2 separate regions of the Homo sapiens genome follow, and region 2 is linked to region 1. A link is a loop called in an ENCODE intact Hi-C map of the cell type or tissue named here. Cell type or tissue: GM12878. All regions are shown on one strand.

Region 1 (5,000 bases):
TTAACCAAATGGCTATTTTTTTCATATCTGTATGAGTTTTCAATGAGCACTTTTGCAGCATAGCACATAAAGGTAGTACTTTCATTACCAATGTTTTCTAAATATTCTGAAATTTCAATTTTACCCAAGAGTTAATAAGACAGTATTTATAAATTTTCAGGAGGAAGAGGTTTTGTTTTCTGATTTTTCTGTTTTCTAATTTCTGGTATTAAATCGTGCCTAATTTTTAAAAATTATAGTTTTTTAACATAATACAGCATCAATTTTTGTAAGTATTTAATAGCTACTTGAAAAGAAAGTACAGTCTCTACATTCAGAATATAGGATTATAAATGTACCCCCTTAGATCTTCCTAATTATGCTCCTTAGAATTTCTATATTCTATTTTATATTTTCTCACTGACTCTATCACGCCTCAGAGGTAAATCAGAATTTCTTTCTATTGTGTTTCCATTTTTTCTTCAATTCCTTTTTATGAATATACAGACACACTAATATTTAATACATATATGATTCATAACTATTTTATCTTCATCATGAATTGTATCCTCTGACAATAAAAAGTCAATTCTTCCTTTCATTTAATGCTTTTAGAAATCCTACTTTGTTATTTATACGTGCCTGTATACCTTCACCTATGCTCTTATTTTCAACATTTATTACTACTTTGTCTTAAGGTGCTCCTCACATACTTTTTTCATGACTGCATTGTTTTTCTATGGCTGCTGTAACAAAGTTCCCTGAACAACAGAAGTGTATAGTCTCATGGTTCTGGAGGCTGTTAAGTCCCAGATGAAGGTGTTGAATGGTTTGCTCCTTCTGAAGGATGTGAGGTAAAAATCTGTACCAGGCCTCTCTCCTTGGCTTGCAGATGGCTGTCTTTTCCCTGTGTTTCTTCACAGCATCTTCCCTCATGCCTATCTCTGTGTCCAATTGTCCCGTTTGTATATGGACACCCGGCATATTGGATTAGGACCCACCATAATAATCCCATTTTGACTAATTTACCTTTGTAAAGATCCTATCTCCAAATAAGGTTACATTCTGAGGTACTAGGGATCAAGACTTCAATGTATACATTTTGGGGAAGAAAATAATTCGACCCATACCAATAACCAAAGCCTGAATTAGTTTTTATTAGATGAATTAAGTCCATTTATGTGTATTAATATGATTATAAGTTTATTCTTTCTAATTATGTTCTACTTTCCATTTTGATGATTTTAAAAAACATTTCACTACATTTTTTTTTTCCTTTTGGGAGTAATTTTTGTTCTAGTGGTTATCCATATGACTCTTTCTTTTCCATCTCTAATAATTCAAATGAGCAATATTTAAAGTAGCCTTATTTCCTCCACCTTATTAAAGTAGCCTTATTTCCTTCTCCTCCACCACCCAATACTACAATAGTCAATAATATTATCTTTCTTAGCATTTACTCTGGTACTATTAAATATGCGTATACTTGTAATGATTTGCCAGCTTTCACTGATATGCTTTGACTCCCCTCTTAGAGATCATGCAATCAGTGAACTGATTCTGCCTCCCACCTTCTTCCCCTTCTACTCAGTTATTGCTGTATCATTTCTACACTGTGAGAACCTAGAACATTAACATTCTGTCTGTCACCATTCCTTAGATTTCTTTCTTAGTACTACAGTTTAAATATATTCAAAACTTACAAACATTCCAAGTGATCTCTTGGTCAGCTAAAATTAATGATTTAATAGAGTCTCCTCAAGAAAGACTCATGGAATAATATCCCTAAATTTTTTCATGTTCAAAGATGTCTAACATGATGTCTATAACCTTTACAGAGTAAAAACAATTTGGCTAGATATAAAATTCTTAGTTCACATTTTCCTTGGGAATATTGAAAATGTTATTATAGAAAGGCCTACAATCACATAACATTTTCCCTAAAAAAAGAGATCTGATTTTTTGCCCAGCTGCTCAGTGAAGTATTTCTTTACTTATCAAGTCCAGCAACTTTAACAATGTTAAGTTTTAGTGTTGAACTTTCTGGGCCCATTTTCACTATATTTTTATTAACATATTAAAATAAACCTCCATTTATCTTAGGAAAAAATCTTGAATTATATCTCAGAAGTTGTTTTAATTCATTGTTTTATTTTGCTTTTCCTTAAGGGATTCCTATTACAGAGATGCTGGATCTGCTTGGCCTATATATCCATTTTGTAGCTCTTTTTGGTTTCTTTCATTTAATTCAGTTTTATTCTTTCTATCTTCCATATTCTTTGCTGAGTTTTCTGCAGTGACTAGTGTTTCCTGCCTTCTTCCCAATTTTGTCTTTTTTTCTGTGATGGATTTGGTACTTTTCTCTGAACTCTACCAGCTCACATTCCACCTCCTCTTGTTGACCAACCATTTCTTTCTTTAGTTCTTATATTTCCTCTGTGATCTTCCTTCACAGAGTTACTGCTTCATTTTTTTAAATTTATGGTAAAATATTTAATCACAGTTTTCATTTGCCTCTTTAGCCTCATTATTCTAGTGAAAATTTTGTTAACAGGAGTTGCTATACTTTCTTTTTATTGTCTTTGATATTGTGTGAGTTGCTTCTTTATTAATCATCTTTGAATTAGTTGAATTTTCTTGACCTGCTACTTCCAGTGTGGGGAGCAGGAAGGATGCTCTTCCAGTCTGGCTGCCATGAAGGGAGATGGACTCCTGAAAACATACCCTCCACGTGGCTTTATGTGTCCCTCCTCCACTCTTGCCAGCCTGGCTCACCTGTTCCTGCACCTATTGTTGCAAACAGTGGGTGGTTCTTTTGTCTCCTCAACTCTTGAGAAGTGCTTTTGTGCTGGCTTTCCTGACACCCACCCCCACACGGCCCTCCAGACACACTTCATGCTTTTCACTTCCTCATACTTGGTTTCTGCCCAATCTAGGTAGCCTTTATATGTTTTGAAATCTAGAGATATGCATCTCCTAATTTGCCAAATAAGACATTTGTGAGATTTTCTTTCATTTTTTCTTTCTCTGTGTTTGTGTGTGTAGTGTGTGTGTGTGTGTGTGTGTGTGTGTGTGTGTGTGTGTGTATACTCTGTATGTAGGGTGGGGGTTTCTTATTGTTCTTTCCTTATTATTCTCCGTAAGTTTTTTTGAAAGATTTCCAGGCAAAGAAATGAATAATGGAGACTCACATAAACATTTATATATTACAAACACCTAGGTTAATATTAATAACATTAATCTTAACCAGTACTGGGAGGCAAAGAAGGAAAGTATAAAATAAAAATGAAAGGAAATAGATTATTGAGGAGAATTAGGAAAAACAAATTGTAGGAAATCTGCCTATCACTTTAAAATTTACTCTAACATACCAAAAGTTAATTTTATTATTTCCCTGGATCATAAAACCTGGCTTTATACCTGACATATATTCTCACCCCCATGGCTTAAGCACTGATTTGATTAGAAAAGTGAGGTAGTTAGTATCATAGGTATGTACAAATAATATGGTAGGAGAATCCCCAAAAGTTAAAAGCATATTTACCCAGATAATTCTGAATATAACCAGTTAAGAAACAACATAACCAGTTAAGAAACACGAGCTCAAAAATATTCACTAAAGAGAAATAATCATTCTGTTCATTTGAATGGGTCTGACAATCCGTAATTGTAGAATTTTTGGTCCCATTCCAATACAGTTGAGGAGAATCTATAGAAACATGACGTAACACTCTACATTTTAACTCTCAGGTAATCTTAAATGCAAATCAAAATATGGGAACCAATGAGACAAAAGATGCTATATCATTTACTGAATGATTTACATGATTATTTAACCCTCATGAACGCCTGTGAGATGGTTATTCAAAGATTTTTACAAATGAGCTTCATGATTATTTAACCCTCATGAACGCCTGTGAGACGGTTATTCAAAGATTTTTACATATGAGCTATCTGCAGCCTAGGGACGTTAAGAAACTCACCCAAGGCCACAATGACGGGACGCAGCAGAGCTGAGGTTCCAACACAAATATCCAGGTGTAACTGGCTCAAACACCAAGACTTCTAATTGACATTTACAATAGGAGTAGTTTCTATAAAGTGTTTATAAAATTTTAGACAGGGGATGGGGGAGGAGAGAGAGACAGGCAACAGGAAGACAGGTGTTACTTCAAAAGGAAAGACTGCTACAGAATATATAAGGGTTCAAATTTTTCAGCTATTAATAATTTCACAAAGGAGAACCAGATAGGGCATGTGACCTGTGCTGTCACACAGGGACCCCCATTCAGAAGGGTCCACATTTGGGGTTGGAAACCCTGCAGTCACCATCTTGAAATTCTTAACAGTTTTATCATGGAATTTGTGCTTATTATAATGAAGTCCAATGGGGCAAAGGAGCATGTGCCAGGAGCTTGGATTCTTGGCTCATACACAGTCCCACCACTTCCGCCAAATGTGTGTGTGGTTGCCCAGTTCCTCATCCCCTGGCTTGTAGCACTCACCAGCCTCCCTGTCTCCCCACTTCCTAGTGACTGCTGCTGCCTTCAGCCCCCAGTGGAGGGCCGAGTGCAAACACAGAGAGTGGGGGATCGAGTTTCAGAGAGGATGGAGGCAGCTACCCCAGTGCATGTGGTGGGCGACTCGGTAGGGCTGAGCCTTTTGTGTAGCCCTGAATCTGGGCATAGAGGTTGCAATGCACTTGAAGGTCCTTCATCACCCATGGGTTGGGGCAGTGGGCCTGGAGAGAGGCCTGACTGTATTTCTCTGCTCCCCTGACCAAGGTACAGTGTGTCAGCCAGTGGCTGGAGAAAAGGGAAACCTGGCAGCTGGTGGGTCATGTGCACACTAAGTCACAGGGTGGGGCCCCCAGCTACCTGTGAGGGTCTGCACTTTCTCCAAGAGTCTCCCCATGCCATTAGGGAACATGACATTACACGACAAATAAAAAACACCTTGACCAGGCATGGTGGCTCACAGCTATAATCCCAACACTTTGGGAGGCTGAGGCAGGAGGATTG
Region 2 (5,000 bases), 62 kb after region 1:
CAGTTTCAAAAGAACAGAAATTTAGCATAAAAAATTATGTTTGCAAGGAGTTTGTAACAAATGGAGAAAAATTTATATTCTAATAATCTTCACATATTCAGAGAAAGAGCAAAGAATGACAGAAGTATACATTCTAAAAACAAGTAATAGTACTAATGGATCCCATTGAGAAGTAAAAAGAAGAAGATTAAGAGGAAATTTTAACACTCATTGTATACCACTCAATTGTTTCCTATACATAATTTAAAAATTAAAACAAAATTACATTTAGAGTCATTATGTATAAAAATGGTGAAAATGCTTAAGCTATAAAGTTACTGTGACAGGACAAACTTTTTAATACAAAATAATTTTAACTACATATTCCTCTCCCAATAAAAGAAACTAGAAAACTTAAACGTAAGACCTAAAATCATAAAAATCTTAGAAGAAAGCCTAAGCAATACCATTCAGGACATAGGCATGGCCAAAGACTTCATGACTAAAACACCAAAAGCAATGGCAACAAAAGCCAAAATCGACAAATGGGATCTAATTAAACTGAAGAGCTTCTGCACTGCAAAATAAACTATCATCAGAGTAAACAGGCAACCTACAGAATGGGAGAAAATTTTTGCAATCTATCCAGCTGACAAAGGGCTAATATCCAGAATCTACAAAAAACTTACACAAATTTACAAGAAAAAAACAACCCCATCAAAAAGTGGGCAAAGGATATGAACAGACACTTCTCAAAAGAAGACATTTATGTGGCCAACAAACATGAAAAAGAGCTCATCATCACTAGTCATTAGAGAAATGCAAATCAAAACCACAATGAGATACCATCTCACACCAGTTAGAATGGTGATCATTAAAAAGTCAGGAAACGACAGATGCTGGAGAGGATGTGGACGAATAGGAATGCTTTTACGCTGTTGGTGGGAATGTAAATTAGTTCAGCCATTGTGGAAGACAGTGTGGCAATTCCTCAAGGATCTAGAACTAGAAATACCATTTGACCCAGCAATCCCATTACTGGGTATATACCCAAAGGATTATAAATCATTCTACTGTCAAGACACATGCACACGTATGTTTACTGCGGCACTGTTCACAATAGCAAAGACTTGGAACCAACCCAAATGCCCATCAATGATAGACTGGATAAAGAAAATGTGGCACATATACACCATGGAATACTATGCAGCCATAAAAAAGGATAAGTTCATGTCCTTTGTAGGGACATGGATGAAGCTGGAAACCATTATTGTCAGCAAACTAACACAGGAACAGAAAACCAAACACCACATGTTCTCACTCGTAAGTGGCAGCTGAACAATGAGAACACATGGACACAGGGAGGGAAACACACACTGGGCCTGTTGGGGGGTGAGGGGCTAGGGGAGGCGATAGCATTAGGAGAAATACCTAATGAGTTGATGGGTGCAGCAAACCACCATGGCACGTGTATACCTATGTAACAAACCTACACGTTCTGCACATGTATCCCAGAGCTTAAAGTATAATTTTTAAAAAAAAGAGAAGCTAGAAAACTTGAACACTATTAACCATAGTTCCATAGTTAACCCTAAGGAGTCAGTTTCTACTTTCTTACTGTGTCTACTTTCCTATTGTTTAAAGTATTTACAATAAGCATTTATCACTTTCATTATTGAAAAAAAAACAAAGATTAGAAAAGAACAAATAGCACAGAAAATATACTAATATGATAAGTGGCAGGATTACAGTTGTTTTGCTGACTCCTAAATATAAAGTCAAATATAAAGAAGCCAAGACTGTCACTTGGAAATGATTAAGTTCAAAGTAAAAACTAAGACTGCTTTTAATGAAAAACAGCCAAACATGGGCGCAAAGCCCTATATGAACAAAGGAAGAAGCACTCCTTAGTTTTAAGTATTTTTAACCTAATCCTCTTTCCTTCCTCATATTCTTCTTTTGCAGATGTGGTAACCCTGTTTTCTTTCAAACAGTCATTTGGAAAGAGAAGCTGACAATGGCAGTTTGCTGGAGCCAGGTCACAGACTCCATCCTCAGCGTGACTGTCAACTGCCTGCAGACAATGAGGCTCTTCCCTCACCTCTTTGGCACTCCTTGCTTCTAGGCTTCCCAGTTCTTTTGGGACTTTCGTTTTTCCCCTCAGAAAATGTTACCTGCCTCCCCAAAGTATGAATACAAAGTACATCTCACAAAACAGTGAAAAGAAGAAAATTGCTGTTTTAAGTTAGCCCGATGTCAAAGTGTCACTTGGTAGCAAAATATGGATCTTCTTTGCAAACTCTGCGGGGAAGGTCTGTTGACATTATACACACTATCATCATATATTCTCTCCTTTGAGGTATAGACGTACTTTGTAAAGCAGAAACAAAAGAAAAGCAGGGAGCCCCAGTTCCTCTCTGATAGTAAGCCCAGTAGAGCCTCTCTCTCTCTCTCGCTTTTTAAAACTAAAAGCTCTGGCCACAAAAAGAGCTGAGTGCCTGGGACAGAGATGAGCAACAAAGGGAAGTATGGGTTGTGACCTGAGTGAGAAAAGTCATATCCTGTAAACTTAGCAGAAGCATGTGCTCGATACTCAACAGCTACCAAAATAATACAAAGAGCAACAACTGAGGACTGAAATGTTAACAAGGTGAATTCTGGAGGAGTCAAATGTAAAGAAATGATCTACAAGGAGATGAGTTTCCAGTTTTGTTTTGTTTGGTTTTGTTTTTTCTTTTATTCTGGCAGCTATGTCCTGGAGCAGGACCCAGTCACAGAGCCCCACTATACAGCAGAGCAGCAGGACAGCAGCCTGAGCCACTCATACTCCAGGAAACCCAGTCTTTATGACCACAGGAACCTGGAAAAGGAGCCCTCACAGGCCAAAGAGGATGGGGGAATCACGGAGAGAAAGAAAATGGAGAAGCGAATCCCCTAATTCTGAACATGAATCAGCACAATTCCTGGCTTCACCCTAAGCTGTGCATGCATGACACAGATCTAGAACAGTATAGCAACAGCTATAAGAACTGAACTAAGTCTAGAAACCACTGCCCCTGAGAGGCACACACGGGACAGACCCAGAGTTGCATCACAAAGGCTTTGAAACCTGAACTGAGATTAGTACCACTTGCCACAAGAAGGTGAGACAGAAATATAACCTGAATCTAGCTGGGTTTATTGCCTGCTAAAAGAAATTTTAAAAGATCAACATTATTTAGAAGATTAGAACAGGACCCAGAATCTATACCACATAACATACACAATGTCCAGGATACAATCCAACATCATTCCACATACGAAGAACTAGGAAAATATGATCAGTTCTTAGGGAAAAAAGCAATCAGATTCCAACTCTGAGAAACCCAAAGGACAAATATTATAAATATCCTCCATGGTGATATGGAATGAATGGAAAGACAGAAGTTCTCAACAGAAAAATTAAAACTAGAAAAACAAGTGCATATTGTGGAAATAAAAATATAATATCTGAAATAAATTCATGGGATAGCTCAAGTCAAAATATATATATAACCGAAGAAAGAGTAAGTGAACTTGAAGAGTCAGTGAAATGATCCAATATGAGGAACAAAGAAAAAAAAATTTGTTGAGACAAATGAGCTGAGCCTCAAAGACCTGCAGGAAAATATCACAAAGTTCTAGCATTCATGTCACTGGTTTTCCAGAAAAAAAAAAAAAAAAATTGGTGGAGAAACTATTTGAAGAAATAATAGCCCAAAACTTCCCACTCATTAAAAGACACAAATTTACAAATGCAAGAAGTTCACAAACCCCAAACAGAATAAGCTCAAAAATAGTCACACTTAGTCAACTGCTTAAAAGCAAAAATAAAGTATTCACAATGGCTAAAGTTACACATTATTACAGAGGAAGAATGGTTTGAATTACTGAAAACTTCACATCATAAACCAAGCAGGCAAGAAATCAATAGAAAAACATCTTTAAAATGCTGAAGGAAAAAAATCCACCAACCTAAAATTCCATATCCATCAATAACATCCTTCAGGAAAGAAAGCTAAATAATGGTATTTTTAGATGGAGGAAAATTAAAAGTATTCATTTTCAGCAGACTTGCTCTACAAAAAGCTAAGGAGCGTGCTTCAGGCTTAAGGGAAATAACCTCAGAAAGAAATTGGAATCTTCACAAAAAACAGAAATAATAAATATCTCGGTAAATATAGAAGACTACTTTCCCTTAAGTTCTTTAAAATTTATATGATTGCTGAAAGCAAAATGTGTAACACTGGTGGGGTTTCAATGTATGTAGATGTAATATACATCATGATTATAACCTACAGGTAAGTGGGGAAGGATAAAGGAAACTCTATCATAAAGAGTCTACATTTTACTTAAAGAATATAACATTAACTCTTGAGTAGAGTGTGAAAGTTTTGGTGTATTATATTATAACTCCCAGAGCATTCACCAAAAAAAAATTTTTTTAAAGATAGCAAAATAGCTAATATGGAATATTAAGAGGGAATGCTAAAAAGATTCAAATAACCCAAAAGACAGAAAAAGGGGGAAGAAACAAATAACTGAGGGAATACACGGAAAACAAATAACAAAATGGTGTGTCTAAATCCAATCATGTCACTAACTATATTAAACAAAAATGATCTAAACACACCCATGAAAAAAGATTTTTCAAAATTACAAGAACCAACTATATGCTGCCTACAAGAAACCCATTTTAAATACAAGTCCTACACAGATTAAAAGTAAAGGATGAAGAAACTACGTCATATAATAATCAAAATAAATCTATTAATACATTAATATATAGATTGGCTATATTAATTTCATCCAAAATCCTATTCTTGTTTTTCCCAATTTTTCATTCCTCTATGCTAACATATTTATACATAGTGGCTATTCCTTCTTTACTCAGAAAAACATTACCAGAGTATTAAGCTGTGTTCATCAACAATTTATAAAATATATCAACATATCCCTTCACTTTATGAACTTACCATCTAAGACAATATAATGCAACAGTT

The links. A loop is a pair of places that touch in the nucleus more often than their neighbours do. Peaks named below come from ENCODE experiments on the same cell type or tissue, not always from the same donor. Only the 100,000 strongest peaks of a DNase experiment are listed, where the experiment ranks them.
Region 2: a loop joins it to region 1, with 2.0 times the contacts of the local background. A loop is called at or near these places in 3 of 110 quality-filtered maps.

What each region holds. Positions count from the first base shown.
Region 1 is chr2:168,550,415-168,555,414 of GRCh38, reverse strand. All of the region lies in intron 2 of CERS6 (ceramide synthase 6), which reads right to left. Among named protein-coding and RNA genes, the nearest start is that of MIR4774, 30 kb to the left of the region's middle. RefSeq lists enhancers at 4,099-4,669, 4,670-5,000. In GM12878, no CTCF peak of the experiment used is centred here; a DNase peak (open chromatin) is centred at 2,844; H3K27ac peaks cover 700 bases.
Region 2 is chr2:168,488,154-168,493,153 of GRCh38, reverse strand. The region is part of intron 1 of CERS6 (ceramide synthase 6); the gene reads right to left. Among named protein-coding and RNA genes, the nearest start is that of CERS6, 34 kb to the right of the region's middle. RefSeq lists an enhancer at 2,579-2,968. In GM12878, no CTCF peak of the experiment used is centred here; DNase peaks (open chromatin) are centred at 1,999, 2,503 and 2,953; H3K4me3 peaks cover 2,252 bases; H3K27ac peaks cover 3,413 bases.